Regions from separate parts of the Homo sapiens genome. Here regions 2, 3, 4, 5, 6 and 7 are each linked to region 1. The links are chromatin loops, found by intact Hi-C in ENCODE. Cell type or tissue: mammary epithelial cell. All regions are shown on one strand. Region 1 overlaps DDX10 (DEAD-box helicase 10). Region 2 has its middle 130 kb from the start of LINC02715. Region 3 overlaps DDX10 (DEAD-box helicase 10). Region 4 has its middle 85 kb from the start of C11orf87. Region 5 overlaps C11orf87 (chromosome 11 open reading frame 87). Region 6 has its middle 30 kb from the start of LINC02715. Region 7 has its middle 120 kb from the start of LINC02715.

Region 1 (4,000 bases):
ATAACCAGGGAGCTATAGTGGAGATCCCACACCTCTTCTTGTTTCACTTCTACCTCAGGATTGTTTTTATCCTTGAAATCAGAGGTAAAATTTGACGTTGGGTGTGGTAGGCAGCTTATAAAACAACTCCCAATAATCTGCACCTCCTGGTATTGACACCCTTGTGTAGTCCCCCTACAAGGAACAGAACTGACATGCAACCCCAGGATGTTACAGGAAAGATGGACTGTGACTTCCAAGTCTAGGTCATGAAAGACATTACTGCTTCATCTTTCTCTCCCTCAGCTGTCATTTGCCCTCTCTGATGAGGTCAGTTACCATGTTGTGGCTATCCTGTGAAGAAGACCAGATGAAAAGGAACTGAGAGATGCCTCTGACCAACAGCAGAGGAGGAAATGAATCTGGAAACAACCATGTGAATAAATCTGAGAATGAATGCAACCCTAGCTGAACCTTAAAGTACCATCTGACACCTTCATTACAGCCTTGTGATAGACTGAGAGCCAGAGGACCCAGATGAACCACACTGGGTACCTGACCCACAGAAGCTACAAGATAAATGGTTGCTGCGATAATAAATGGTTATTGCTTTAAACCACCAAGCCATGGGTCAATTTGTTATACAACAATAAATAATTAACATATTAGGTAAGATCTGATTCATGAGTCTGAATCACTATCTCAAATGTAGTCTACTACATGTCAGGTCCTGTTCTAAGCACTTAGGGTACATCAATATACTAGACAAACATTGCTGCCTTTATGGAACTTACAATCAAGGTGAAAGCAATGTAAAAATATACTAAGTAAATACTCCAGTATATTTGAAGGTGATAAAGGACTTTGGAGAAAGGAATGTCAAGCAGGGTTAAAAGGAGTGGTTGGGGAGGGTGAGGAAGACAGCCATGTGGATACTTGAGGAAAATGCATTCCAGCAGAAAAGAGACAGCACCAGTATAAAGGCCCTACGGGCAAAAGCACGCCTGGCACATAAAAGAAACAGCAAGACCAGTACGGAGCATAGAGAACAAGGGGAGAATACTAGCAAACTGGGGGGAAACGGATGAATAGTTTAGGCCCAGGGGGTCATTGGCTTTCACTCTGAGTGAAATGGTATGCCATCAGAGGAGTGATATAATCCGACTTATGTTTTAGAAGGAACACTGTGCCTGCTGTATTGACTAGACAGGAGAATAAAGTGGGGGCACCCCTATTCCTAAGGGGTGCCTGGGAAACAGACTCCTAAGAAATACTCCCAAGGGTACCTGGGAAATAGACTCCTAAGAAATATCAGCCCTCCTTATCTACTCCTACAGCCATACTGGCTATACTCTCCCCCAGCTCCTCATTGCTTCAAGATGCAAAATAAATTTGCTGTGACCTTTTATGCAACCTTTAAATCATAGATACCAACAAAAGCAGGTCACGTAAAGAAGCATCAGCCACTATCTACGAGGAGCAGACTGCAGACCTTCACAAATGTAAGCTAAAGGAATTAAAGAAATCATTTTCACTAACAAAGATTGCTCCTATCTTATATCTAAGGTACACATGGTAAGCCTTGGAAAGTTAATGCTCATGAAAACTGTCTTTTTACTTTTATTATTTCAATTCACAAACCAATTAAAGACACTATTAAAAAATTCTCATTAGCTATTCCATAAAGTACCAGTATTCTCCCACAACCAGCCATGAACTCTTCAGAAGTTATTACAGATTTTAACTAGTGGCCATCTTCCTCTTTTCTAAGATCTAAGCTGCTGCCAGTGAGTGTGCAATGCTAAGGTTTGGCCTCTGCTGTCCCCTAGTGGAATCACATTCTGCTCCTTATGTTACAGAATTTCTGAGCGCCACAAAATGTAGCCAGGCACATAAGGCTAAATTAGAATATTGCTGAAATTATTTTATCTTCTACTATTCTGGGGGAAAAAAATAGTTATATATAAATGCCCATCTTCTACCCACAACCCTCCCCTACCCTCCCCAAATAAAAACATTTTTTAAAGTTGAGAATATCTGATGTCTATTTTCCATTCCCAAATATTTTCTACTTTCAACTGGACATTTTTATAAAAACTGGAAGAGCTTGGTTTTGTACCAAAAGAACTATAAGCCCTAAAGAGAATTGCTTTTTAAAGTGACAGAATGTATCACAGGATAGAGCATTATAAAACTATATTCATATACCTGGCCTCACTTATCTCTAAAGGAGATCATTTTGTTAAAAGGGGTGTGCTGGTTAAGGAAAATACAGGGAAATTTCTCAACTGCTATAGATCAAAAGGAATTTAGAAAGGTAAAATTAATTAATACAGAATTAGGTACTTCAAGACAAAAGTACCCAAATCACTTTTTTAGCTAAAATATGGAAAGAAAAAAAGATTCCCCAAATCTTAGCTATTTTGCTAATGAATTTGTTTTCCTATATCGATATATTATAGTTCAATTGCAAAAGCAAACACTATCTGGCAACTTGGTCTTAATTACAGCCAAATACACAGGATTTTAATTAGATTCTAATTTTAATTTAGCCTTTATTCAATTCAATTATTCAGTCTCATGGCCCACAAAACTTTCTAATTATCTTTAAGCCCATTATTGGCAAGTTTTAAACTGCCAGAAAAAAAAAAAAAAAAAAGCATTATATATGCTAAACCTTTCCACATACTATACATCTAAAATAGTCAAGTAAAAATACTTTTAATTGGTTACAAAAGGTCAAACAGGCTTGTGCTTTAAAAGTTAACGACCATACTAAAAATTACATTAAAACATTTTTTTCAGATTAGTATTCTCTCTCTTCAGACACAATAATGTGATGTTGTTCTAACTCCTCTTCATCTCCTCAGTCATTAAGACCCAATTTAATGTTCACCACGGCATGTTCAACTACATAAAATTTTCAACAACTTCTCTAGGAACCAAGAACCTTGAAATATTCCCCCCTCTAGAATCTTTTCCTGATTTATATTGACATGTCCAATAATCTTCATATAGGGAGAATTTTACTGCTAAATGTATTCTATTTATGAATCAGTCTGCCCTGTCCCCATCAATACCACTGGCACATCTAAAAAGAATGTAATACATATGAAAATAATCACATTAAAGAATACACTATATTAAAGATATCGAAAAGGAAAAGAAAAAATAAAAATAAAAAGCGCCTACACCCCTGGCCCAATGCACTTGTGAGATACCATATCCAACCCTGCCTATCCAGAGGCCCACAGGAGCACAGAATGCAGATATGTGCACAGGTACATGTAAAAATTTACACAACTACACATTTACTGAGGAGAATAACAGTGGAGAAGGTCATTCCACCAACCACCACTGATGACTTTCCAAAATACTCACTATGAATGACAATCAAAACAGGTACTCGCCGGGCACTGTGGCTCACACCTGTAATCCCAACACTTTGGGAGGCTGAGGCGGGCGGATCACTTGAGGTCAGGAGTTCAAAACCAACCTGGCCAACATGGTGAAACGCCATCTCTACTAAAAATACAAAAATTAGGCAGGTGTGGTGGCACGCGCCTATAGTCCCAGCTACTTGGGAGGCTGAGGCAGGAGAATCACTTGAACCCGGGAGGCGGAGGTTGCAGTGAGCTGAGATTGTGCCACTGCACTCCAGCCTGGGTGACAGAGCGACACTCTGTCTCAAAAAAAACAAAACAGAACAAAACAAAAACCATGTACTCAATACATTAAAGACCAATGAGGCACCATCTACCCCCTCATAAAAATGGAGAACAGGCAACTATTCTACCCATGTCCCATTTTAGTTAGTTCCAAGAAGAAAGAAAGTTCTAAAAACAAGTTTGTCTAAATGTACAGTATCATATACAAAACCTAATCCTAACTGCATTGCTTGTTTAAAACTACATCATTAATTGCAATTAAAAGACTTATTTTTGAACCCACTAATTCATAAATCCTATTTTTAAATAGTCTTTCATTATTATACTGTTCTCTCCCTTCTTTCATGCTGGTC
Region 2 (4,000 bases), 1.0 Mb before region 1:
TTGTATTTCTGGTTGTGTTTCTTTGGATCTTTCTCTCTCTCTCTTTTATTAGTCTAGTTAAGAGTCTATTAATCTTGTTTATTCTTTACAAGAATAAACTTTTTGTTTCATTGATTCTTTGTATAGATTTTTTTGGTCTTAGTTTCTTTCAGTTCTACTCTGATTTTGACTATTTTCTTCTGCTAGCTATGGGGTTAGTTTTTTCTTGTTTTTCTAGTTACTCTAGGTATGATGTTAGGTTTTTAAAAATCTTTCTAACTTTTTGAGATAGGCATTTAGCACTATAAACTTTCCTTTTAACACTTTTACTGCATCCCAGAGATTTTGATATGTTGTATCTCCATTTTTATTTATTTCAAATAATTTTTAAATTTCTACTTTAATATTTTTATCCCAAAATCATTTGGGGGCACATTTTTAAATTTCCATGGAATATTGTGTTTTTTAAGGGATCTGCTGGGTATTTATTTTTATTTTTATTGTACTGTTTTCTGAGACTATGATTGGCATGATTTCATTTTTTTTAAATTTATTGAGACTTGGTTTATTAAGTATGTGGAAAATCTTAGAGTATGTTCTGTGTGCAAATTAGAAGAATGTGTATTTTGTGGTTATTGGGTGGAGTATTCTGTAGACTTCTATTAAGTCTAATTGGTCAAGTTTTGAGTTTAAGTCCAGGATTTCTTTGTTAGTTTTCTGCCTCAATGATCTGTCTAATACCGTTAGTTAAGTGTTGTAGTTCCCCTACTATTATTGTGTGGCTGTCTCAATCTTTCATAGGTTTAGAAGTACTTGTTTTATGAATTTGGGTGCTCCAATGTTGGGTTTGTACGTATTTAGGATAGTTAAGTCTTTTTGTAAAATTGAACCATTTATCATTATGTAATGCTCTTGTCTTTTTTTTTTTTTTTTTTGCTGTTGTTGGTTTAATGTCTGTTTTATCTGATATAAGACTAGTGACCTCCGCTCCTTTTTCTTCCATTTTTTGATAGATATTTCTTTAACCCTTTACTTTGAGCCTATGTGTGTCCTTACATGTGAGATATGTCTCTTGAAAAGAGCAAATGGATGGGTCTTTTTTCCTTTTAAATCCAGTTTGGCACTCTGTGCCATTTTAATGGGGTGTTTAAATCATTTACATTCAAGGTTAATATGGATATGTGAGGTTTTGATCCTATCATGAAGTTGTTTGCTGGTTGCTTTGTAGTTTCTACTGTGTACTTGCTTAATGGGGTGTCAACTATGTTGGTGGCTTAAGTGTGTTTTTGTGGTAGCAGGTATCATTCTTTCATTTGCATGTTTAGAACTTCCTTAAGGATCTCTTATGAGGCTGGTCTAATGGTGACAAATTCACTTAGTGCTTGCTTGTCTGGAACAGATTTTATGTCTCTTTCTCTTAGAAAGCTTAGTTTGGTGGGATATGAAATTCTTGACTAGAAATTTCTTTGGTTAAAGAATGCTGAATATAGACCCCTAATCTCTCCTGGCTTGTAAGGTTTTGGCTGAGAAGTCTGCTGTTAGCCTAATGGGGTTTCCTTGGTATCTTATCTGACCTTTTTCTCTAGCTACTATTAAGACATTTTTCTTTAACATTGACCTAGGACAGTCTGGTCACTATTTGTCTTAGTGATGTTTGTTTTGTACAGTATCTTGCAGGTGTTCTCAGGATTTCTTGTATCTGGATATCTCCTTCACTAGGAAGATTAAGGAAATTTTCTTAAATTATTCCCTCAAATATATTTTTCAGGTTGTTTACTTTTTCTTGGGTTAGTTCAAAAGACTAGTCTTCAAGCTCTGGAATTCTTTCTTCTTCTTAGTCCAGTCTATTGATAAAGCTTTCAATTGTATTTTGAAAAATTTAGTGAGTTTTTTAACACTAGAAGCTCCGATTGATTTCATTTTAATATATTTACCTCTTCTTTCATTTTTTGGATTGATTTGGAAATTTCTTTGTGTTGATTTTCATCCTTGTCTTGGATCTCATTGAACTTCCTTGAAATCTGTGCTTTGAATTATTTGTGTCAATTCTGAATTTCCATTTTGGTTAGAGCCCATCAATGGAGAGCTAGTGTTATCCTTTGGTGATGCCAATAAGTTCATATTTTTCGTGATGCCAGAATTCTTGTGCTAGTTCCTTCTCATCGGGAGATGCTGGCACTTCTAATTTTTGTAATTATTTTCATGAGGGTAGCATTTTTTCTTCTTATTTCTTTCTCTATAATATTATTTTTTCTTCTTTCCCTCCTCCTACCCCCAAGGGGGTTTAGAGTGTAGAGAATCCTGGGTAGGGTCATTTGGCTGTGCTTCTATAGCCCTCTGGACTTTTAGCAAGTTTTATATTGGACTGTGTAGTATAACCTATGAGCCAGTAGATGGCGCTTAAGGGTAAGAGCCAGCTGCAGCCAGCTAGGCTAGGTATATGCTTCATCCTTGCTTACTGGGAGAAGCTCTCTGTTGCTTCAGGCAATGGACTAATCCATGAAATGCAGAGTGGTCTCAGCTCCCTGCTCAGCCCCGGGAGTGCTGGGAGCATGATTGGCTGGGCCAGACCAAGCAGGCCCACCTGCAAGTCCCCCAGTGGCAGGCACAAGCACCAGCACTGGGAGAATCCAGTGGCTTGCCACAAAACATCCAAAGATGTGCCTAAGCATGGAGCTGGGAAACTTCCTCAACCTAAAGTTCATTGCAAGGGTGGGGGTGCAGGAGATTGGTGGCCTAAACTCCTAATCCAGGAGAGTAGGTTCTCCAGGTGCCTAGAGATCTGTCTGGTCATGGAGTGTACCACAGTCTCTGCAGAGAAAAGGTGGAGTGTCTCAGGCTGGAAGTCCTGGTCTTCCTGGAGATATGCCTGGGTGTGGGGTGGAGAGGGCCCTGCTTCACCCAGTCTCTGCGCGGGAAGGGTGTGCTACCTCAGGTTGCCAATTCAGGTGAGTGGGTGCTAAGAATTCCTGGAGATCTGCCTGAGTGTAGAGCAGAGAGGGCCCCACTTCACCATAATCTCTGCACAGGAAGGGGAGTGTGGCTTAAGCTACTGATCCTTTTGAATGGGTGCTCTGACTGCCTGGAGATCTGCCTGGGCATGGGAGTGGAGAAAGCCCCACTGTATCACAATCTGTGCACAGGAAGGGTGGGGCAGCCAAAGCTGCCAACCTAGTCAGTGGGTGATCCAAATGCTTGGAGTTCAGCCTGAAAATGGAACAGAGAGATCTCCACTGCACCAGAACCTCTGCCCAGGAAGGGTGGGGTGCCTCAGGTTGATATTCCATGAGAGCGGCTGCTCTAAATGACTTGATATCTGCCTGAGTATGAAACAGAGAGGGCCTCACTGCACCATGATTTACGTCCAGGAAGGGTGGGGTGATTCAGAGGGCTAGTCCAGGCAAGCATGTGCTCTGAATGCCTGGAGTTCTGCCTGAGGGTGGAGCGGAGAGGGCCCCACTGTACCACAATCTCAGGGGAACAGGCTGGGAATGACACAGCAATGACACATGCAGCCCAGTTTCAGGTTGCCAAGCTAGCCCTAGCTACAAGTCTCATTTTCCAGAGAAACTGCAGCTGTAGTAGCTCTCCTCTCATCCCCAGTCTATGATGGGGGAGAGCAGAATTCCAGCACCTACTGCTGAGGCACTTCCCACAGTTCTGGCTATGGAGGCCCCTACTGCATGCCAAAACAAGTGCTCCAATCTCTGGCCCAAGACTAAAATGCCTGCATGGCCAGGCTGCCAGGTCACCAAAGAATGTCTGACTTTGTACGTGCCTGGATTAAAAATGGCACCCTGTTCTTGGTCTGGGGTCTGAAAAAATGCCTACAGCTTTTCTCAGTGTCTTTTCCCCTCAGTACTTCCAGCTGTCTCCTTAAGTTAGCTCTGGGGCTTGAGGGAAACAAAGTGCGCTCTTGCAGTCCAAGTTGCTCAGATTCCCAGTGGAAAGATGAGTCACAGAGGCAGGCTCTCTGCCTCTCTCATGTACTGGGGCCTCACTCACTTTTATGAGCTGGACA
Region 3 (4,000 bases), 170 kb before region 1:
TAATTTACTTGGGATTGGTGATTTACAGTCTGTGCTGTAAAAAAACTATAATGACATCTAAACTTTCTCATAAGTAGCTTTGTATTGCAAATAAAACATTTGAGGGATGTTCTGGTTCAAACAAAATGCCTAGACAGTGTACATGTATGTCAGAGGGCCTTAAGTCTGAATTCTCCTTCTTGGACAATCAGTCATTTAACCTCTCTGGGAAGAGGTTTTATGAAAGAAATTTGAGATTCTTTATAAGGAAAAAAGAGAAGATGCAAACCACAAAAGAATTTGTCCAAAAGAAGGTGTTCTCGGAAGGATAAAAGGTTTCTTGCTTGGGACAGGCAGAACAATGTTACAAGACAAAGATAACCACAGATTAGGAGGGGAAAACAATCCTATAATGGCTTACTCATATAATAAAGGGGTTGTTTAGTCATTCAAAAACATCTTTCTCTGAACTATCAGGCATAACACGTCTGTAGATCTAAAGCTGACAGTGAAAAGGAAGAAAGAGAATAGATTGTAACTTTTGTTCCCAAGGGGACAGAGGCAACATACTCATTTTTGATAAATATCATCCTACTTATGGACAAAATGTCAAGTTTTTCTCAAACTTGACCTTCAGACAATTAAGACATCCTTGTCTACCCACCTGGAAAAACAATATACCATGACTCAATTTTTTACTCTAATAAAAGGGCCACTTAGTCCAAATTTAAATACCATATTACCCTAACACAAGATGACAATGCAAAATTTGCTGATCTTGCACTGATTCATGTGACAGTCATACACAATTGTGTGAGCACTCAGGATGATTTAAATATGAATTATGCCCATGATGTTTATTCTATAAACACTCACAGATTTTATTCCAGGCCTCCTCCTGAGCAGTGGCTCCTGATCTCAAGTCACAACACAGCCCATATTTAACGAGGGTAATTCCTAGTTTTCAGAAGTCTTTATAAGATGAGAGCAGAAGAGGTGGGAGGAGTGGGAAAGTGAAAGAATGGAAGGGAAAGAGAATGACCGTGAGAGAAAGGGAAATGGGAGGGGGGGGGAACGGAAATTAGCATCCATATTTTTAAGAAAACATATTTGTATCTGCACCAAAAAACACTGCTATAGAGAAATATTATCAAATATTTTCACAAATTCAAACACAAACACACATCCCACTGGGTGCCACAATTCACTTACAAACTCTTCTAAAAGAAACAAATGATACTAGTGCCAGAAATAATAAAAGTCAGTTGAGAAGCTAGCACACTGAACCAAAATGGACTCCTATTTTTGCTGTTAAAACAAGTTTGTTTTGCAAACCAAAGCTGTCTAAACCTGGGGAGAATATTATCTCAAAGTATCCCTGATTTTGTGGAACTTAAAATACTTTTTATAAACTACACCCGCATCCTTCCACCCCCCTACACAAACTTACATAAGTGCTAATTTCAAGGGAATGAGGGCTGTTTTCTTAAGTATTTTATGCTTGTATCAATTTGCTTTTCTCTGAAATAGCCAAACATAGTAAAGAAAATGCTTGTTTTATAGACAGGAAGATAGAACACAATGATCTTAAAGGATATTCAATGCAAATAACGACTTAATGGAAAATTAATTATGTAAAATTGACTTTGAATACAATTAGTCATCAATCTCTTCTATGTATTTGTGATTTATCTTGATATAATATTGTACCATTGTTTGGTATCCACAGAAACAACTGAGAAGATGAGTTTAAAAACATACAGAACAAAAGTAAGAATCAAGATTACTGCAAGATAGTTAACTCATAAGGCAAATTCAGAATGTCGCAATGAATGTCATTTTTGTAAATTGCTACTAGCAATGCAATCATTTGTTAACTTAAATTTCTTTGTAACTCACTGAAACTCCTTTATACATAAACAAGGTGGAGGCATTCACCCTATCAAAGCTTAATTTTTTTTTTTTGAGGCAGAATTTCGCTCTTGTGGCCCAGGCTGGAGTGCAATGGCATGAACTTGGCTCACCACAACCTCCACCTCCACGGTTCAAGCGATTCTCCTGCCTCAGCCTCCCGAGTATCTGGCATTACAGGCATGTGACACCACTCCCGGCTAGTTTTGTATTTTTAGTAGAGATGGGGTTTCTCCATGTTGGTCAGGCTGGTCTCAGAACCCCCTACCTCAGGTGATACACCCACCTCGGCCTGCCAAAGTGCTGGGATTGAGGCGTGAGCCAACGCGCCCAGCCCAAAGCTCAATTTCTTAAATTCGTGGGACTGGTAAGGAGGAGGATGGAGTTGGGGTGTGGGCAAATGGATGGGTACAAAGGAAGCAGAGCTGAAATTTGTTTTTAATTCTAGAGCAGTGGAAGGAAAAGATATTTCTTTCTTTTCTCACTGCTAGGGTGACCAGTAGAGTATGCTGGAAAGAAAAGGGGATGAATCAAATGCAATGAGGCATTACATTATAATTCAGATTTTTCTACCAGCAGGAGCTTATGTGTTCCAGAGTTCCAAGCCCCCAGCAGAGGGCAGGATGCCCTTTCCCATAGAAGCTGAAGGCATCTTTGAGTTATAATTAAAGTGATCATACCTGGGTTTGCCCAGGACAGTTGTTTTGGTACAATTAGTCACTGCAACCCCTTTCACTCACCTAAGTGTCATGCTTGTATGGTACATGGGCAGCCTAAGTGATAATGGAAATCAACCACAGTATAGAACATCTTTTCTATGGAGAAAAAAAAAATGCTCCAGTTTACATATGAACTTGGACACAAAGTGTATAATTAGAGATTGTCCATGTGTGCTAATATCTATCTGGGTCCAGTAACATTGCTTTCTAGCCCTCCCCCTCTTTATTTTGTTTTACTGTTCTGCCTCTGAAAGGATTCTGAAACATCCCTAGAGTTATTATGCCTTTCAATAAACAATATGCTATAATTCTTCAATTTTGACACTATTTTGGAAGTGTCACAGTGAAAACAAGAAACTGTATTAAAGAGTTACTGCTTCTTTCACTCGATAAATACTCAGTACCTACTGTTTGTTCGTATCGGTCTAGGCACTGGTGATTCAGCAGTGAACAGAACAAAGTCCCTGTTCTGAGTTTCCCATTCTAGTGACAGTAAAAACAAGCAACAACAAACTAGTATGTATTTATATATTGCCTGGTAGAGAGAAGTACTATGGAGAAAAATATATCAAGGTAAGAGAATACAGGATAAGAGGAGGTTGCTATTTTGCATCAGGAAATCAGTGAATGCTTCTCTAGTAAAGTTATGTTTTAGCAGAAATCTGGAGACAGTAAGGAAACAAATCACATAGCTATGTGGTGATACCAAGAGCGAAGGCCAGAATCTGCTTAGTGCATTTGAGGAGTAATTAGACAGTCTAAAGTTAAGAGAGTTAGTGACAGAACAGTGGGAAATAAGACCAGAGAAGGAGCTGGAAGCTAGATCACATGTGAACTTTGTAGCTTTTGTGACAAAGTAGACAGGGAAACTCTTAAAGGATGGGGGTCTGAACAGAATTATAATATGCGACTTACTTTTAAAGGCTCATTCTGGCCACTATAATTCAGAATAAACTGGGGATAGAAGAGTGGGAGGATAAGAGAAAGAAGACTAGCAGACTAGTTAGAAGACTGTTACAATTAGTAATTCATGTTACAGATTATGGTGACTTGGATGATAGGGATAGCAGGAGTGTTAAAAAGTGGTTAAACTCTGGATCTATTTTTAATAAAGTTTTTATTTTTAAATAACTGTAGATTTACAAGAAACTTTCAAAGATAGTACAGAATTCCCATATACCCCTTACGCAGATTTCTCCTATTGTAATTTTATAGTCCATTTCTCCCAACCAAGAAACCAACACTGGTATATTACTATTAACTAAACTCCAGATGTTATATGGACTTCACCAAATTTTCTCATCTACTTTTAAGATAAAGTCAAATAGGATTTACTAATAAATTGTGGTGGAGTATAAGAATGAAAGAAGTGAAGGCTATCTCTAGGGTTT
Region 4 (4,000 bases), 640 kb before region 1:
TTACCTTTCAAAAGCCTCACCTCCAGATACTATCATAATGGGAGTTAGGGCTTCAACATATAAATTTTGGGAGACACATTCAGCCCATAACATAGAGTATTAAGAAAATGAAATAAAACCATATTAATATGTATAGGATATGATGATTTGTTTTAAAAATTAGTTATCAATTGATTTCAATTGCATTGAATTGAAATTAATTACCAAAAAATCAATTACCTTATTTGTGAATCCATGTCCAAGGTGTAAAATTTAGAATAGCTCCTCTTTCAATAAGGTTGTACAGGTAAAAGACATATTCTATGGTAAAGCACAAACATTATCTATCCTCAAAAATTATTCAAGCTACAATATAAAATACCAAACCAAATTAAAACAACACAAACAGTGAGCCAGATCAACACCTGTTTAAAGAGATGATGCATTTTCTGAGTTGCATGGTAGAAATGTTTCTGTTAAGGGCATTTTAGGGAAGAGTTACAGAAGGGAAGGTGATAGAGTTTCATAATAATTGTTTAACAAATGCACTTGGAAGTCCCTAACTATAAGTAGAGCCAGCAGCCTCCAAAGGAGCTTAACACAATCTCTGTAAAGGCTGATCTTACTCAGACTGACACATGGGAAAAGAGTATTTGAGTACTAAGCCTTCAATTCCTCCTAGACGCAAGGCAAATGCTCTAAAACAACTGCTGAACCTAAATCCATTGATAAATGTGCGTAAGACATACGGGAAATATGTCTAAATACATGGTTTGAATTAATTCTAAACCCTGGGAAAGTCCAATGGTGGGGATGAGAATGTGGAACTGGAGAAGAATATGCCTTTATTTGATTACTGACTGTAAACCTTCCTTCAAGCTGCTAATAAGACCTGTACTCTAGAGTGGATGCTTATAGTGGTCAAACAGTATTGTAGGGAAGAAGACTGCACTACAGAACCCCAAATATGTATGCGTAACTGCAGCTGGATTGACATGTCTGGAAGATAGAGTTGATCTTGCCTTCTAGAGCACAAAAACTATTACTTAACAGGAATGTTTATTTTGGCATTCTTTATCACCAGTGAAGTGTGGTAAACTCAGCCCAGCAACTTCAGAAGATTTAGTCTATCTGTCCATGCCTCAGATTTCTACTAGACCAAGGTGGCTTAAATAAAAGGAACATGGAACATTGGCAACTGTACTACATACTTGGTCAAAATAGAGACTGGTGAATTCAGGCCTGGCAGTAGCTTGTATTATTTTAAACTTGAATTAATCTGACTTTATTCTCTACATTAATCAAGCTAACCAATTCTCCAGGTTTATTGTAGGGATATATATATACACACACACACATATACAGTATGTTTATATAATGATATATATAATGTTTTATATATATATGGTTTATAGTGTAATCAATGTATAAAATTTCTTATGCCCAAGTAGGTCTAAATCGAAAGCATTTTAATTTGTAAATTAAACAAGATTTTGTAGAACTTTACTGTTGACACATTATAAAGTTATAATTTTACCTAGAAGCGCTAGCATAGACTACTCAACCTTTCAAGATTGATATTATAGTAGGTAATCACGTGCAAGGTAGATAACCCATTGAAAGGGCCCCATCCAGAAGTAATCTCATCTTTCTACCATTCCTATGGTACTTTAAGCAAACTTAATTACACACACACACACACACACACACACTATCACTAAGATTCTGCATTAAGAAATAAAAAACTAACTCTTAAACGGTTTAAGCAGAATAACTATTTAAGAAGAATTAAGTAGAGATAATAGAATTTCCAGGAAGGCTGAAGAATCACGCCTGGGGATAAGCAACCAAAAATAATGCCAAGACTCAGGCTACAGAACTGCTCTGGGGAGTATATCCATCACTGCTGCTGCCGCAAACATCCAGGGATTGTGCCTTGACCCACAGACACTGCTGACACATGTCACAGATGCTAACTTGCTAGTTGCACTGTTTCCTGAATAATTCAACCTTATGAGAACAATCGCCAGAGCAAATTCATCAACCCTGAATCTTTCTGTCCAGAGTGGTTGCACCTGATTAGCAGGGACCAGAGAACATGGTCATGCCCTCAGTGCAAGGTTGGCTAGGTAAGTATCTGGAATATTCATATCCTAGATAGAGATAGAGAGAGAGAGAGAGAGAGAGGAGAGAGGCCGTATCTCCCACAAAGACTCATGAGGTAAAAAATTCCCTGAGCAAAGGAAGAGTGTTTGGATTATAGAAAGTCAAAAATAATGACAACTATTCATTACATTTGCACTGGTTTTATCATCCCTACTAGATTTATTATAAGACCCATGGAAGGAGGTCTCAAATCATATTTCTTTGTATCATCAAAATTAGCTATTATAGTGTTTAAACTTCTAAGGTACTCAATAACAATTAGTTTCATGAACAGAACCATGGTATAAACCATTTTCTAGAAAAAAGAACTTAGAATATGGTTAGCCTAATATAATATCCATTTCATTGTGTACTTCTATAATACACAATAACATTAGCTATGACTTAAAAATTTCTGTCATAACTACGAAATTTCAAGCACATAAATATATTGGGTGTCTGAAACTACTAATTCTTAATTTGGTAATATTTGTTCTGACTACCTTCTCTTATTACCTAGAAACAGTTCATAGCCAAAATGTGCACTAAAAAATCAAGAAATCAATAATTTGCCTGTACTTATTCCACACTGTTGTAAGACTGAAATCATATTATGTTCACTAAAATTTGAACATAATTTCTCAGAAATCAAGCATTTCAACTAGGAAGTCTTTGCCTTAATGTTTACACTTCAGTCAGGAATTTTCTCCAGGAAAATAAGACATGCTCAGAGAAATTTACAAATTTTGTGAAAGCTTAATAAAAGAAACTCAATTTCTTCAACTCTAGTATCTGACCAACAAATAAGAAGATCTTGTATAAATGAGGGGTATCAGTTAGAGCCACTCAGTTACGGGTGCCTTTTTTTTTCCAAATGAGGCACTGTGCTGGTTTTCAACATTCTAGCATATGCACATGGGCATTCGATTTAAGCAAAGTGTATCTCTGGAAATCATCACCAGAACCCAAGTCCTCCCCTTGAGGATAGCTTGCACCAATATTGACATTAGGGGAATCTCAGAGATTCCTGAGTCCAATATGGGTATCCTCCAGTAACTGCAGTCTACTCAGTGGAAAAACAACTGTCATAATCTGGATCCTTTCAATAAAATTGTCTGAAATTCCTTAGTGGCCTAAGATATGAATTGACTTACATCCTCATAAATTCTGAACATCATTAACACCTAACCAGGGCTTTTCAAAGAGCCCTCTGACTAACACATGTTGATCTACTCCTCAACACTTTGCTAGAAAAAATAAGAAAAAGCAAATGAAAAAGGATAAGAAAAAGCAAATGAGTTACCCAGTTAGTATTAAATGCTACCCTTATGCCCACATTTGTGCTAACCATTCTGAGGGAAAAGAAAAAAGAAAAAAAAGTTAGAAAACAATATTCCCCACCTTCAATGTTCATGTATTTTCTTCAGAAAGACAAAAGTAACCCAGAGGATACAGGTCAAACTCAATTAAAACTAAGTGGATGACACTAGTCAAAAGAACACATACAACGCATCCATTCCTGAAGGACTAGAAGCGTAGGTCATGTGTTTTCTTCCTGTTGAAGGTCACATTTCAGGTCGGGGAAAAAAGATATGGAAAATGTTGTTGCTGATTAAATAGATGGTATCAAAGAACACGTTTTCAGACTGTGATTTATAATTCCAAAATCGAAGGATGCTGGCAAGCAAGGGGACACATCCTATGAAAAATGAGAAGAAGCAAATTACACCATGATCCTGAAGACTTAAAACAAATGGCCAAGAGTGATGAAGATAAATGGTTAGATTATATTGTAGACAGAAACAATGAAACTACAGGAAGAAAGATAGTGGATAAGAGACCTCCCAACCCTTCCAAAAAGTCAAGAGACATTAGC
Region 5 (4,000 bases), 730 kb before region 1:
CCCTAAACCTCTTCTGGATATTTTTGCTTTCCATCTAGATATTTAGACCACATTGATATGGTCATAACTTTATTATCATTGCTACATTTGAGTCACTAACCTAGGAAAGGAAGCTTATCTAATTACCAATTTTCCAAGCTAACCAGGACTCTCCCCTTTCATTATTAAAGAGAAAGTCATTCAGATTTGACCCCAGAGAAACAAGTGCATGCACATACCGGACTTTTCAGTATCCTCTTTGGGTAAGAGGATGGAACAACTATTTTGGTTTCCATCTCATTCTTGTAATGACAGAAAAGAGAATACAAAAAGTCAATTGTAAATTTATACAAAACGTATGCATATATAAATACATATCTATGGGTGTATATAAAGTCTAAATATTATATCCATCTACATCTTCAAGATTCAGAGTCTTGTACCGTTGACATAATAGTATTCTCTCTCCAAATTTTCTCATTTTTAAAAACAATAAGAATCAAGCATGCCACCTTATTAATACTGAATAGCAAGTGCAGAAGTTAAGCTGTAGCTATAGGGGTTTGAAGCATTTAGTTTGACGGGACATCAGTGAATAAAATCCTTAAAATAAATTTAGCTATTTCCAGATTGCCTTTTGTTTCATAAAAATGAAAACCTAAATGCCCTGTTGGTAGCATCCCAAGCTCCTGAGACTGCCAATTGAGCCCTATAAGAAGCAGTGCTTTAAACAAGGTCTGTACAAATTGCTTGGATATGTGCTTATTGAAATAATTTTGTGTGGAAACTGGATTACTAGAATTTCATGTAATTCTCTATCTCATAAAAAAATCACAAGTAATACCACTGGAAGCTTAGGTTTTGAGTATATTAAGCTCAGTATGAAATCTGACTCACAAACTGCATCATCTTTACACAGAGCACTATTAAAAATATTAAACTACAGTCAATTAATGGAGAAAGGCACACACATTTAAAGTTGCACAATAAAAGTGTATTACAGATGTGTGCCCACGTTGAGAGGTATTGAGATCATTTGTTTTACAATATACATAATGCTTTTATTTCTCTTGCTCCTTGCATTCCTTTGGGGAGAAATGATGTAGGACAATTTCATAATTACCCCCACAGAGTGTACAGGCTGCTCCTTGGAAGGGGATTATTATTGCATGCCTTGAATATACTATGATTCATAAGGCAAGAACATATGCGTAGCTTCAGCACCAAGAAAATGGAATCGTTATCCAGCACTGCTCACAACAGAACATCTTATTGCTTTAATAAAATGGGAAATTATTCGCTGTAGAAAGTGCACCAAATAAGGGAAAGAAAGTAATATCCATGCACTTATTGGAGCTCATTGGAAATGATGAAGCTCCCTTCTGGGACCCTGATTCTATTCAAATTTCAAGTCCAAAAGTCATTCTGTAATAAGGTATTAAAGAGCTACCACTGGATGAGGGTAAGCTACAAAAATCAATGGACTTTCTTCTTCACAGTGCCTTAGTCATTCTGATGTACAGTGTAGAACTCTGATGCACTACAGGATTCCCTAGTGGCCTGAGGGAGTTAATGCACTCTTTTACCTATTACTAGGAAGTGACTAAGGCACTGGAGAAAAACTGGTTCATTGTTTAATATATTGTACCCAAAGATTATACCTGGTCTTCCTAATATTACAAGATGGCATGCTTCAATGATGATCTTCTGTGCTTCAGGAAAGGTGATTATCTTATGGGTGATTAAAATTAAGTTTATTAAATTATTTTTATAAAAGATGCAAACTGAGCTTGGGCAATTTAATAGATGACCAAAAATATTAGAGGTAATGTTTCCTCTGGATAAGAGCACATATGTCTGGACCAAGTAGACAATTTAGAACAATGAGTTGCTTGGGAGAGGGATGCTCATAGGGGCACTGTTGCCTTACACCCTGCAGGATAGTAAGGACTCTCTTGGTAGAGCTTTTTGCAGATCACTTTCATTCATACATTTTCCAAAAATTTGAATAGCTGTCAAAGGCTTGATTTCCAAGAAGAGATGTCACTGCATATAATTAATATTGTAATATGCTTCTGGCTTCTTCTGTCATTCAACCAAAGGAAACAAGGTGGTAAATAACTATAGACTACTTCCATTTCTAACATAGATGGCCTTGTCTGGCATTAGAAAATAATAAAATATTTATCTTATTTTCTCACTTTCTTTTTTTCTCAGTATTTTTGTATGTTCAGTGAAGTTAGGACAGACTGAGAAAGAGAGCCTTTCTTTTGCTGCAGGCACAGATTTGTAACTAAACAAACAAGCTGCAAACATTTGTATCCTATAAGTAATTACTGGATCTAGCTTTTCTTGAAATTCGCATGTCTTATCATCCAAATTGCCCAACATCCCCACCAGTCTCATCCCCAACCACATACAGTACAAGCAAGCACACACACCACTGCCTCCAGGTGGTAACTGCATGCAGGGAGAACTACAGGCACTGTTTAAATATTAACCATGTTTTTAATAGATGGCATTCTTGCACATCCATTATTTGTTTGTTTCTGTGGTTGTGTTTTTTCTATTATTTGCAAAAGAAAAAATAAAGCGTGTGTGTCATCTTTTTATAACAGTCTACTACAGAATAAGGTACAAAAGAACACTTCTGGAAACAGCAGAAGCCAGGTCTGCACCACTGAATTTCTCATCCAGTGGTAACCATTATATCAACAGCTGGAAATTAAGAACAATAATATACAGTTTGGAGGACATAGTACAGAACTATAGTTTTTTTCTGTATTTGGTACCAATATACTAAATATATAACAAAGGTGCACTTGTTCTAAAAATAAAACAAACGTTCTAGTTGGTTAGATACTGCACTTTCAGTACTGCACATCACCTAATACTTTTTTTTTTTTACAAAAAAGGTAACTTATGCAATGTTTAATAATAAGAAAACCAATAGTACACGCTAACTCGATTGTAGAAAAAGAAGAAAGAACCCAACCAAAAGCCAGAATAGTCACTTTCCAAAACAGCCCCTCCTCTGCCTTCACAACTAGAGGAAGTAATCAGAACGGTGAGGCGACTTCAGCACCAGACCTGGCTGGACAGCTCCCAGATCCTTTGTAAATCCTGAAAATGTCACAAGTCAAAGGTGTACGGGTGGGGGCGGGGCAGGGAATGAAAGCGTTAGCTTTTTAAAAAAAACTCATTTAAAGATTTTAACGTACTTATGCTCGGCCAGCGAGGGTCATTTTAAAAAGTAAATTAAATGCTCTGTCCTGGAAAATGTAATGGTTAACCAAAGGGTGAGAAATGGGCGGACTGGCGAGGGGTACCTGTCATAAACACTTTCCGGGGACTATTCTCTATGGCCTCTTGCAGTCCTGGTGCTTAATGTAGACATTTTCTTTATAATATACTATTGCCTGAGCCCGGCTGAGGGTGGGAATGGGGAGGAAAGGGAAGCTAAAGGAAAAGTGAAAGCTTAGGGGTCAGAGGGGAAGGAAGGAAACTAAATCTTAACTTGACAGCTATGTACATTACCGGGCCCCCTCCCCTCCCTTTGCTCCGGGAATCAATGCCTTTTATATATTTGGTAGCTTGTGCGGTTTCTCCTCCTAATTGAGGGGAGCGCGGGGTGGAATGGGAAGATGCATCCTCCATTGACAGTTAGAAATTATGTGATTTGTCATGCGCTTGGATTGTGTTATTAGTATTATAATAATTACTATAAATATTAATAAAGTATTATTATCAGCGTTATTTCTTCTTCCGAGACTTTCCTCGCCCAATATTTACAAATACCGCACAGTGCCTCGGCGGAGGAGAAACAAGAGTAAGGGGAGGGCAGGTAAGGAAACCAGGAAGAGGAAAGAGGGGCCAGAGGAAAATGGAAAAGGAAGGAAGAAGGAAAAAAGCAAGGGTGGCAAAGATGCTGGAAACGAGGACGGGGAACGAGAGGGGCTAGACGATCAGGACAGTACCACCGTTTGCAAAAGGCCCTCGCCAGCTGTGTCCAAACAGGAGG
Region 6 (4,000 bases), 1.2 Mb before region 1:
TAGAAGATCAAATCAGCCACAAATATTTCTGTGTCTCAGGAAGTAGGGAGGCCTGAGGAAAGGGGCATAGATGGAAAGAGATGGGGAAAAAGCTGTTCTGTGGAGCAGTCAGTCTGGGCCTTCCAAAACCCAATTTGGAGTAAGGCCCAGACTCTCTTGAATTCTATGAAGGCTGAGAGAGGTAAGGAAGCTGAAGAAGAAAAGTTTGAAGCTAACAGAGCTTGGTTCATGAGGTTTAAGGAAAGAAGCCATCTCTGTAACTTAAAAGTGCAAGGTGAAGCAGCAAGTGCTGATGTAGAAGCTGCAGCAAGTTATCCAGAAGATCTAGCTAAGATCACTGATGAAGGTAGCTACTAAACAACAGATTTGCAATGTAGACAAAACAGCCTTCTATTGGAAGGTGATGCCATCTAGGACTTCCACAGCTAGAGAGGAGAAGTCAATGCCTGGCCTCATAGCTGCAAAAGACATGCTGCTTTTCTTGTTAGAGGCTAATGCAGCTGGTGACTTAGTTGAAGCCAATGCTCATTTAGTATTCTGAAAATCCTAGGGCCCTTAAAAATTGTTATGCTCTATCAATAAAACAACAAAGTCCAGATGACAGCACATCTGTTTAAAGCATGGCTTACTAAATATTTTAATGCCTCCATTGAGACCTACTACTCAGGAAAAAAGATGCCTTTCAAAGTATTACTGCTCATTGAGTAATATTTTAGTAATCCAGGAGTTCTGATGAACATGTACAAGAAGATTAATGGTGTTTTTACACCTGCTAACCAAGCATCCATTTTGCTTGAATCAAGGAGTCATTTTGACTTTCAAGTCTTATTATTTAAGCAATATATTTCATGAGGCTAGAGCTGCCTTAGATAGCAATTCATCTCATGGATCTGGGCAAAGTAGACTGAAAATCTTCTGGAAAGGATTCATCATTCTAGATGACATTAAGGACATTCATGGTTTATGGAAGAAGGTCAAAAATGCACATTAACAGGAGTTAGGCAGAAGTTGACTCCAATCCTCATGGATGAGTTTGAGGGCTTCAAGATTTCAGTGGAGGAAGTAACAGCAAAAGTGGTGCGAATAGCAAGAAAGCTAGAAGTAGAAGTGGAGCCTGAAGATGTGACTGAATTGCTGCAATCTCATGATACAACTTCAATGAATGAAGAGTTGCTTCTTATGGATGTACAAAGAACGTGGCTTCTTTCTTTCTTCTTTTTTTTTTTTTTTTGAGAAGGAGTTTCACTCTTGTTGCCCAGGCTGGAGTGCAGTGGTGTGATCTTGGCTCACTGCATCCTCCGTTCCTATGAAGATACTGTAAAAGTTGTTGAAAGGACAACAAAGCATTTATTTTTTATTTATTTTATTTTTCTTTTTATAGATTTAGGGGGTATAAGTGCAATTTTGTTACATGGTGCATTATGTAGTGGTAAAGTCTGGGCTTTTAGTATAATCATCACCTAAATAGGTATACCTTGTACCCCGTAGGTAATTTTTCATCCCTCACCCGCCACTGAATTTCCCACCTTTTAGAGTTTCCAGTGTCTATTATTCTACTCTGTATGTTAGGTGTACACATTATTTAGCCCCCACTTATAAAGGAAAACATGTGGTGTTTGACTTTCTGTTTCTGAGTTATTTTACGTAAGATAATGGCCTCTAGTTCCACCCATGTTGCCACAAAAGTCATGATTTTTTTTTTTATGGCTAAGTAGTAGTCCATGATTTATCACATTTTTTTAATGCAATCATCCAGTGATGGACTTTTAGGTTGATTCCATGACTTTACTGTTGTGAATAGTGCTGTGATAAACATATGAATGCAGGTAGAATTTTATATAATTATTTATTTTCCCTTTGGGTAGATACCCAGTAGTGGGATTGCTGGATAAAATGGCAGTTCTATTTTCAGTTCTTTGAGAAATTAATAAAACACCAAAATCAGGAGAAAGCAAAATGTGGTGAATGTAATTAAGGAAGATTTTATGGGAACAGAATTTGTTTTGACTCTAAAAAAAGGTAGATAGATAAGGGAATAAAGAATGGGCATTTATTTACATGCTATATTTTCTCTAAGGAGACACCACCATTCTATAAGCAGCAATATTTTGAGCCTTGGCAGGCGAGAATGATAAAAATGAAGACCCCAAGATACAGAAAGTTGTGTTAAGTCACTGAAGTGGTGACCGAATGACCTGAGCGTCTTCCAGACACATGTATTGCCAGATTTTGTCTTTCTGTGAATGTACATTTCATTGCTCTTCTTGAGGAGACAAATATCCATAACTGAGTATAGTAACTATTCATATAGGAAGCAACTAAAAGAAGTACTTTAAGATGTCTTTGCTGTTTAACTTTCTGGTTTCTAGAGCTATGTCTCCGCCTGATGGGAGGTAATGGAATTACGGTAAATTTACAAGGGCAACTTGAATAGAATCATGCTTATTACATCAGCTAGAAAATCACCCAGCTAATTATAGGAAACAGAGAAAAAAATCCCCAAAACAATGATGACCATAAAATATGTAGTTTGCTGAAGTTACATTTTCTTATTGCAGTGAATTACTTAAGATGTATTTCTTCCCTATAGAGAGCTATACTGTTTTAATGCATGTACTATTGGGAACATTGAAAAGCATCAGTGCTATTTCATTTAAGGGGTGTTGTTGTTGCACTTCTCAAAAAGTATTTCTTTATTTGCTGATGTGTATTTAATAAAAGGATAAACTTCATCTGGAATGTTATTGACATCAATTTGAGGGGAGGGGGTTGTTGTGGGAGGAATATATTAGAGAGAAATTTCAAAATTTTTCATGGATACAGACAGTTCCCATACATGATTCATGTAACAAAAATATAACAGTATTTATTACACTTCAATTTTTACTGGACTTAGTATATATCAGTCTTTGCAGTTTTTGTGACTCGTTTTCTTCTAATCCCTGATAAAAGCATGGATTAACATATTATCAGCCTCTTGGTTTAGAAGTAGAGATGAGGATTTCTGTGTTTCAGAATCACCCATGGCCTCTTTTGGTATAAAAGCTAGAGTTGAAAATAGCATGCAATATTTAAAAAAAATCACATTAGTTATTTAAGATCACATAATAAACAAATTTAGATATGTTTTAGAACTCTTTATCCTTTGTCTGGGAAAGAGAGTACTAAGAATTAAGCCACAGTAGGTTTAAAAAATTACTTGATTTATTGGATAGTTATGAGAAAGAAACTAACAATTGGCAAATATCCTGAGCGCTAAATTTGGCTAGGTGCTTTAGATAGATAACATGCTTTTGAAAAAGCGGTGTTATTTCCCCAATTCACAGAGGGGGAAATAGGTATTTAAGCAACTTGCCTAGGATCACATTGCTATTAAGATGTGAACCTGATAGAACTGGCCCCACATCCTCATCCTTCTCACTGCTTCATTTATATCCCCATTGTAGAAATTAGAGGAGCTTTATTGTAGAAATGGACTCATACAATTATGGAAGCTGAGAAGTCCCACGATCTGCTGTCTGCAAGCTGGACCACCATGAAAGCTGGTGATGTAATTCAGGTGGAGTTCAAATGCCTGGGAACCAGGCCAGGCTGCTGGTGTAAGTCTCAGGTTCACAGGCCTGGGAACCAGGAGCTTTCATGTTTCAGATAAAATAAATTCATCCTTTATTCACCTTTTGGTTCTATTCAGGACTTCAGTGGATTGGATGATGCCCATTAACATTGGTGAGAGTGATCTTTACTCAGTCTGCCTATTCAAATGCTCATCTCTTCCAGAAATATCTTCAAAGACACACCCATAAATATTGTTTAGCCAACACTCCCTTAGCCCAGTTGAGTTGATTCATAAAATTAATCATCACACACACTCCTCATTTCAGCAAAAAAAGCTGAGTGGGACCAGCACCCAAAAGTAATAGGCCAGTTAAGGAAATGATTTAAAGCCAAGTCAGTGAAAATACTTAACAAAAATGCAAATGTCAATACCTTATATTAGTAT
Region 7 (4,000 bases), 1.2 Mb before region 1:
GCTCAGGCAATGATGTTTTTATTGGCATTTCCTTAGAGTAGTATCAAGTACAATTGTTTCAATGTTGTTGAATATTAAAGATGGAAGAAAGCTAGTTCTATTTAGTCTCTTATTCTGACTTTGCCAAGATACCATAAATATTGTTACTCCCACATTTCTCACCATTCTCCAAAAGTCAAATCACAAGTGTTGATTAAATGTCTATTTATGCATTTAATTAACTGGGATGGAGGTTCCCGTGGAGAAAAAGACATTTGTCCATCCTTTTCCTACACTATACCATTGTTTATTTCTCATGTCTCTGACTTTACCCCCTTAGCCATCCTTCTTTACCCCCTTAGTCATCCTTCACCGATTTGCTACTTGTGAACTCTTCCTTGTTCGTCAAAACTTCAGCTTAAATTTTACCTTCTTTTCCATGTCTGCCCGGATTCAGCTAAGCTGAATGAACCCTTCCTCCTCCTTGTTTTCAAAGAAACGTGTGCAGATTGCGTGTCATGGCGCTTCTGAATGTTGTATTACAGTTACTTGTTTACATGCTCTATCACCACTACGTTGTCAAGTCATGTCTGAGTCATCTCTGCCACTGTCTCCAACCTTAGGTCTTATTAGAATTTGATGACTGTTTGCCTTGAGGAGCTTACTCTTTAGGCAAGAAGCTTGTTTAAAATAATCGAAAATTATAGGAGGCAATAATGAATTCTTTAACTCATTTAGCAAATTTTTTACTAATTGCCAATCTTGGCCTGAATATAGAAATGAATAAGACAGACTTGTTACCTGACTTCATAGGCTTTAAAATTTGAGCTTAGAGATAGGGTTTTTTTTTTTTTTTGGAGCTGGAGTCTCACTCTGTCTCCCAGGCTGGAGCTCAGTTGTGCGATCTTGGCTCACTGCAACCTTCACCTTCTGGGTTCAAACAATTCTCCTGCCTCAGCCTCCCAAGTAGCAGCTGAGATTACAGGTGTGAGCCACCATGCCTGGCTAATTTTTGTGTTTTTAGTAGAGACAGGGTTTCACCATGTTGACCTGGCTGATTTTGAACTCCTGACCTCAAGCGATCTGCCCACCTCAGCCTCCCAAAGTGCTGGGATTACAGGTGTGAGCCATCCCACCTGGCCTAGAAATAGATATTAAGTAACAAAGTATAAAGATGGCTTGTGATTAGTGAGAAGACAGAATGCAGAATAGACACAGGGCACAGCATGTTCAAAGGCCCCGAGGCTATAAGAAGATTAGTCCTTTGGATAAATAGAGAGGATTGGTGTCAGTGACACAGGGATGGATGGAGAATGGCAGGAGATCATCTGGGCAGAGGTCAGATCACATAAAGATTTTTAGGTTATGTTAAAATGTCTGGAATTTATCTTAAAATCAAAGAAAAATCACTGAAGAATATTAAGCAGGACTTCAATAGATCAAATTTATTTTTTCATTTGTTTTTTTTTAAACAAAGTTATTTCTGGTTGCTGCATGAATATTAGATATGAGGAGATAAATTAGGAGGGTAAAGGATGATTCCAATTCATGTTAATGAGTATGTTTAGGTTATATCATGTGTAATGTCAATGGTAATCGAGGAAGTTGATGGATTTGAGAGACTTTTAGGAGCTGGAATCCACCGTTTTTAGAGTTTGTGTGTGTATTTGTGTTTGTGTGTTATTGTGTGTGTGTTATTGTGTTGGATGGATGATGGAGCCATGAGGGAGAAGAAAATGTCAAAGATGACTCCCAGGCTTCTGGATTGAGCAGCTTTATGAATGTCAGTACATTAAAAAATGCTTATATGGAACAATTTAAGAAATGAGAGGCTGCTCACCCCAACCTCTCTCATCAATCTTTTGAACTTGAAATTCTGTCAAGTCTTTATACAGTATTCAAGTAGCTCATATAAAAAGGCAAATAAAACATTTAGCTCAGAAGCCCATAAATGTTCTCTGTGACTCAGAATCTCTTACTAATTAATGCAATAGATTTAAAAAAAAAGTCTAAAAAAGTTTTAGTTTTCTGCCATTCCCACCCCCATTTCCCTCCATCCCACACTTGGAGCTAAATATAAACCAACCCATCTGACTAAAACTGGCAAAGGTCTTTCTAAGAAGCACTAGATGGCAGCAGAGGAATTCCTTCACCTCAGCGGAAAAAGGTTCTGCATAAGGGGACTGTGCAGGAAAATGGCCAAGTTCCAGCTTTCCACTGTTACCTGAATTAAAGGCAGAGAGAATATAAAAGAGGAAAAGTAGCATGGTTAGCTAAATGCTGCTTCATCAATTCAACCTGCTTGGTATTCATGTCACATGGAGAAAAGGTTTTCCAAGTACACTTGTCTCTTGTTTGATGAGGTAAATGCATTTCTGTTTTCTTTATAAGCCATAAAATTAATTTCCATTAAAGCAACCCTAAATTTTCCTGCTGAATTTCATTATTGAATTGGGGATTAGTCCTGTAGGAAAAAAAATCTGTCTTCAGGCATTATTAAATTATAGTCAGCAATGCAGTAAATGTTTTAAAATAGCCCATTCAAAGAAAAATAATACTCACCTGCCCACAATACTGACGATAATATTGAAATATTTACAAGTAATTAAAAAATATCAGTAATAGTGTGCTATATTCCAAATAAGGTGTAAAATAAAAAAAATTAAGAAGAAAAAATATAGTACAATCTCAGGTTCTTTAGAAGTAAGTGATTAATCTTTCATGTTGCTCACTCCTTAAATATTTAGCATTTGGCTCGTTTTTTACACTGTCTTGAACTCCTTTATCTCCTGCATATTAAAAGTAATTCATTAAATTTTTTTTTTCTGTATTTGGACTTGGGCTTTTCCCAACTATTAGTTCATGCTAACTCTTTCATGTCCTAAGTAATGCTTTCTTCATTTACCTGCTAGCAGATGTTTCTTATTAGGTGATGATATTGTTACTATGCAACATTTGCATAATGGGTTATAGGTTGCAGAATTTTTTTACATATATTATTTCATTTATTCTTTGTACCAATATGTTATATGGGGATCGTTATTACACCCATTTTACTGATGAGAAAAAAATTAGAAAGGCTAAGTAACTTTCCCAAGGTCATACATCTTTTAAGTGATGGAACTTTGACATGAACCTAGGTCCTTTGCCTTTAAATTATAGGATCTTTGCACTGTTACTCACTGACTTCCAAACAACTTGTGTATTTACAAAATTAAGTTTACTTATTAAAAAACCCAAGAACCATATAAAGAAGAAAAAACTATAGCCCACTGTGTTTAAGGACAATGGGAGGCCACTAGAGGGTTTTAAGACAAGGGTTGATATGACTTGCATTTTATGAAAGAGACCTGTTATTTCAGTATGGAAAGTGGCTTGAAGGCAGCAAGAGTGGATCTGGGAGATTGATTAGGTGGCTATGTCAGCAGTTCAGGAGAAAGAGGAGGCTTTGGGTGGTGGCAATGGGTATCATAAACAATTGGCATATTTGAGAGACATTTGGGAGTTAGATTGAGTGGGCCTTGGTGACTGAGAGCAGACTGGGGATACGGAAAGAGGGTGTCAAGGATGAACTTTAGGATGAGCAACTGGGTGGGTGGAGGTGTTATTTACAGAAACAAAACATTGAAAGAATATTTGATTTTTCTTGTATTGTTATTTGACCACCATTTAATTAATTGACAAACATCCTTGTTAAAATAAATTCTTTTATATTTTAAACTACAGTTAAGAAAGGCTGAACACTTTTGCCTGGAATATTCTTTCCCCAACCTACAAACCTAAGCTTAATCTATCTCTTCCAAGAAATCTATTTCCCAGCTAGAAATCTTTTTCCCAGCTGGAAATCGGTTGTTCTTTTCCATGGCACCGTGTTCATGCCTCTGGCATAGCTCTTGTCATATTCTGCCTTTACTTTGGTGCTTATACCTACTGCCCCAGATAGACTATGTTCTCATGAATTATATTTTAATAAATATATACTGAATAAATACTTGAATTAATTGATTTTCACTCCCATTTT

The links. A loop is a pair of places that touch in the nucleus more often than their neighbours do. Peaks named below come from ENCODE experiments on the same cell type or tissue, not always from the same donor. Only the 100,000 strongest peaks of a DNase experiment are listed, where the experiment ranks them.
Region 2: a loop joins it to region 1, with 17 times the contacts of the local background. A loop is called at or near these places in 38 of 110 quality-filtered maps.
Region 3: a loop joins it to region 1, with 23 times the contacts of the local background. A loop is called at or near these places in 51 of 110 quality-filtered maps.
Region 4: a loop joins it to region 1, with 8 times the contacts of the local background. A loop is called at or near these places in 2 of 110 quality-filtered maps.
Region 5: it touches region 1 in a loop (5-fold over the local background); 4 of 110 quality-filtered maps call a loop at or near these places.
Region 6: a loop joins it to region 1, with 10 times the contacts of the local background. A loop is called at or near these places in 31 of 110 quality-filtered maps.
Region 7: it touches region 1 in a loop (34-fold over the local background); 51 of 110 quality-filtered maps call a loop at or near these places.

What each region holds. Positions count from the first base shown.
Region 1 is chr11:108,695,863-108,699,862 of GRCh38, reverse strand. All of the region lies in intron 9 of DDX10 (DEAD-box helicase 10), which reads right to left. It overlaps LOC124902750 (a long non-coding RNA gene), which reads left to right. Exons shown (of 3, transcript XR_007062881.1): 3 at 286-356. Among named protein-coding and RNA genes, the nearest start is that of DDX10, 33 kb to the right of the region's middle. In mammary epithelial cell, a CTCF peak has its summit at 1,801 (motif pointing left); DNase peaks (open chromatin) are centred at 712 and 1,792; H3K27ac peaks cover 1,584 bases.
Region 2 is chr11:109,695,801-109,699,800 of GRCh38, reverse strand. No RefSeq gene overlaps it. Among named protein-coding and RNA genes, the nearest start is that of LINC02715, 130 kb to the left of the region's middle. In mammary epithelial cell, CTCF peaks have their summits at 2,373 (motif pointing right) and 3,304; DNase peaks (open chromatin) are centred at 2,460, 3,380 and 3,910; H3K27ac peaks cover 1,639 bases.
Region 3 is chr11:108,869,873-108,873,872 of GRCh38, reverse strand. The region is part of intron 16 of DDX10 (DEAD-box helicase 10); the gene reads right to left. Among named protein-coding and RNA genes, the nearest start is that of DDX10, 210 kb to the right of the region's middle. In mammary epithelial cell, a CTCF peak has its summit at 2,498 (motif pointing right); DNase peaks (open chromatin) are centred at 862 and 2,552; H3K27ac peaks cover 605 bases.
Region 4 is chr11:109,335,403-109,339,402 of GRCh38, reverse strand. No RefSeq gene overlaps it. Among named protein-coding and RNA genes, the nearest start is that of C11orf87, 85 kb to the left of the region's middle. In mammary epithelial cell, no CTCF peak of the experiment used is centred here; no DNase peak of the experiment used is centred here.
Region 5 is chr11:109,424,172-109,428,171 of GRCh38, reverse strand. It overlaps C11orf87 (chromosome 11 open reading frame 87), which reads right to left. Exons shown (of 2, transcript NM_207645.4): 2 at 1-4,000. The coding sequence ends at 3,945. Among named protein-coding and RNA genes, the nearest start is that of C11orf87, 4.0 kb to the right of the region's middle. In mammary epithelial cell, CTCF peaks have their summits at 1,528 and 2,428; no DNase peak of the experiment used is centred here; H3K4me3 peaks cover 41 bases; H3K27me3 peaks cover 262 bases.
Region 6 is chr11:109,851,757-109,855,756 of GRCh38, reverse strand. No RefSeq gene overlaps it. Among named protein-coding and RNA genes, the nearest start is that of LINC02715, 30 kb to the right of the region's middle. In mammary epithelial cell, a CTCF peak has its summit at 2,385; a DNase peak (open chromatin) is centred at 2,386.
Region 7 is chr11:109,937,494-109,941,493 of GRCh38, reverse strand. No RefSeq gene overlaps it. Among named protein-coding and RNA genes, the nearest start is that of LINC02715, 120 kb to the right of the region's middle. In mammary epithelial cell, a CTCF peak has its summit at 2,111 (motif pointing right); DNase peaks (open chromatin) are centred at 553 and 2,123.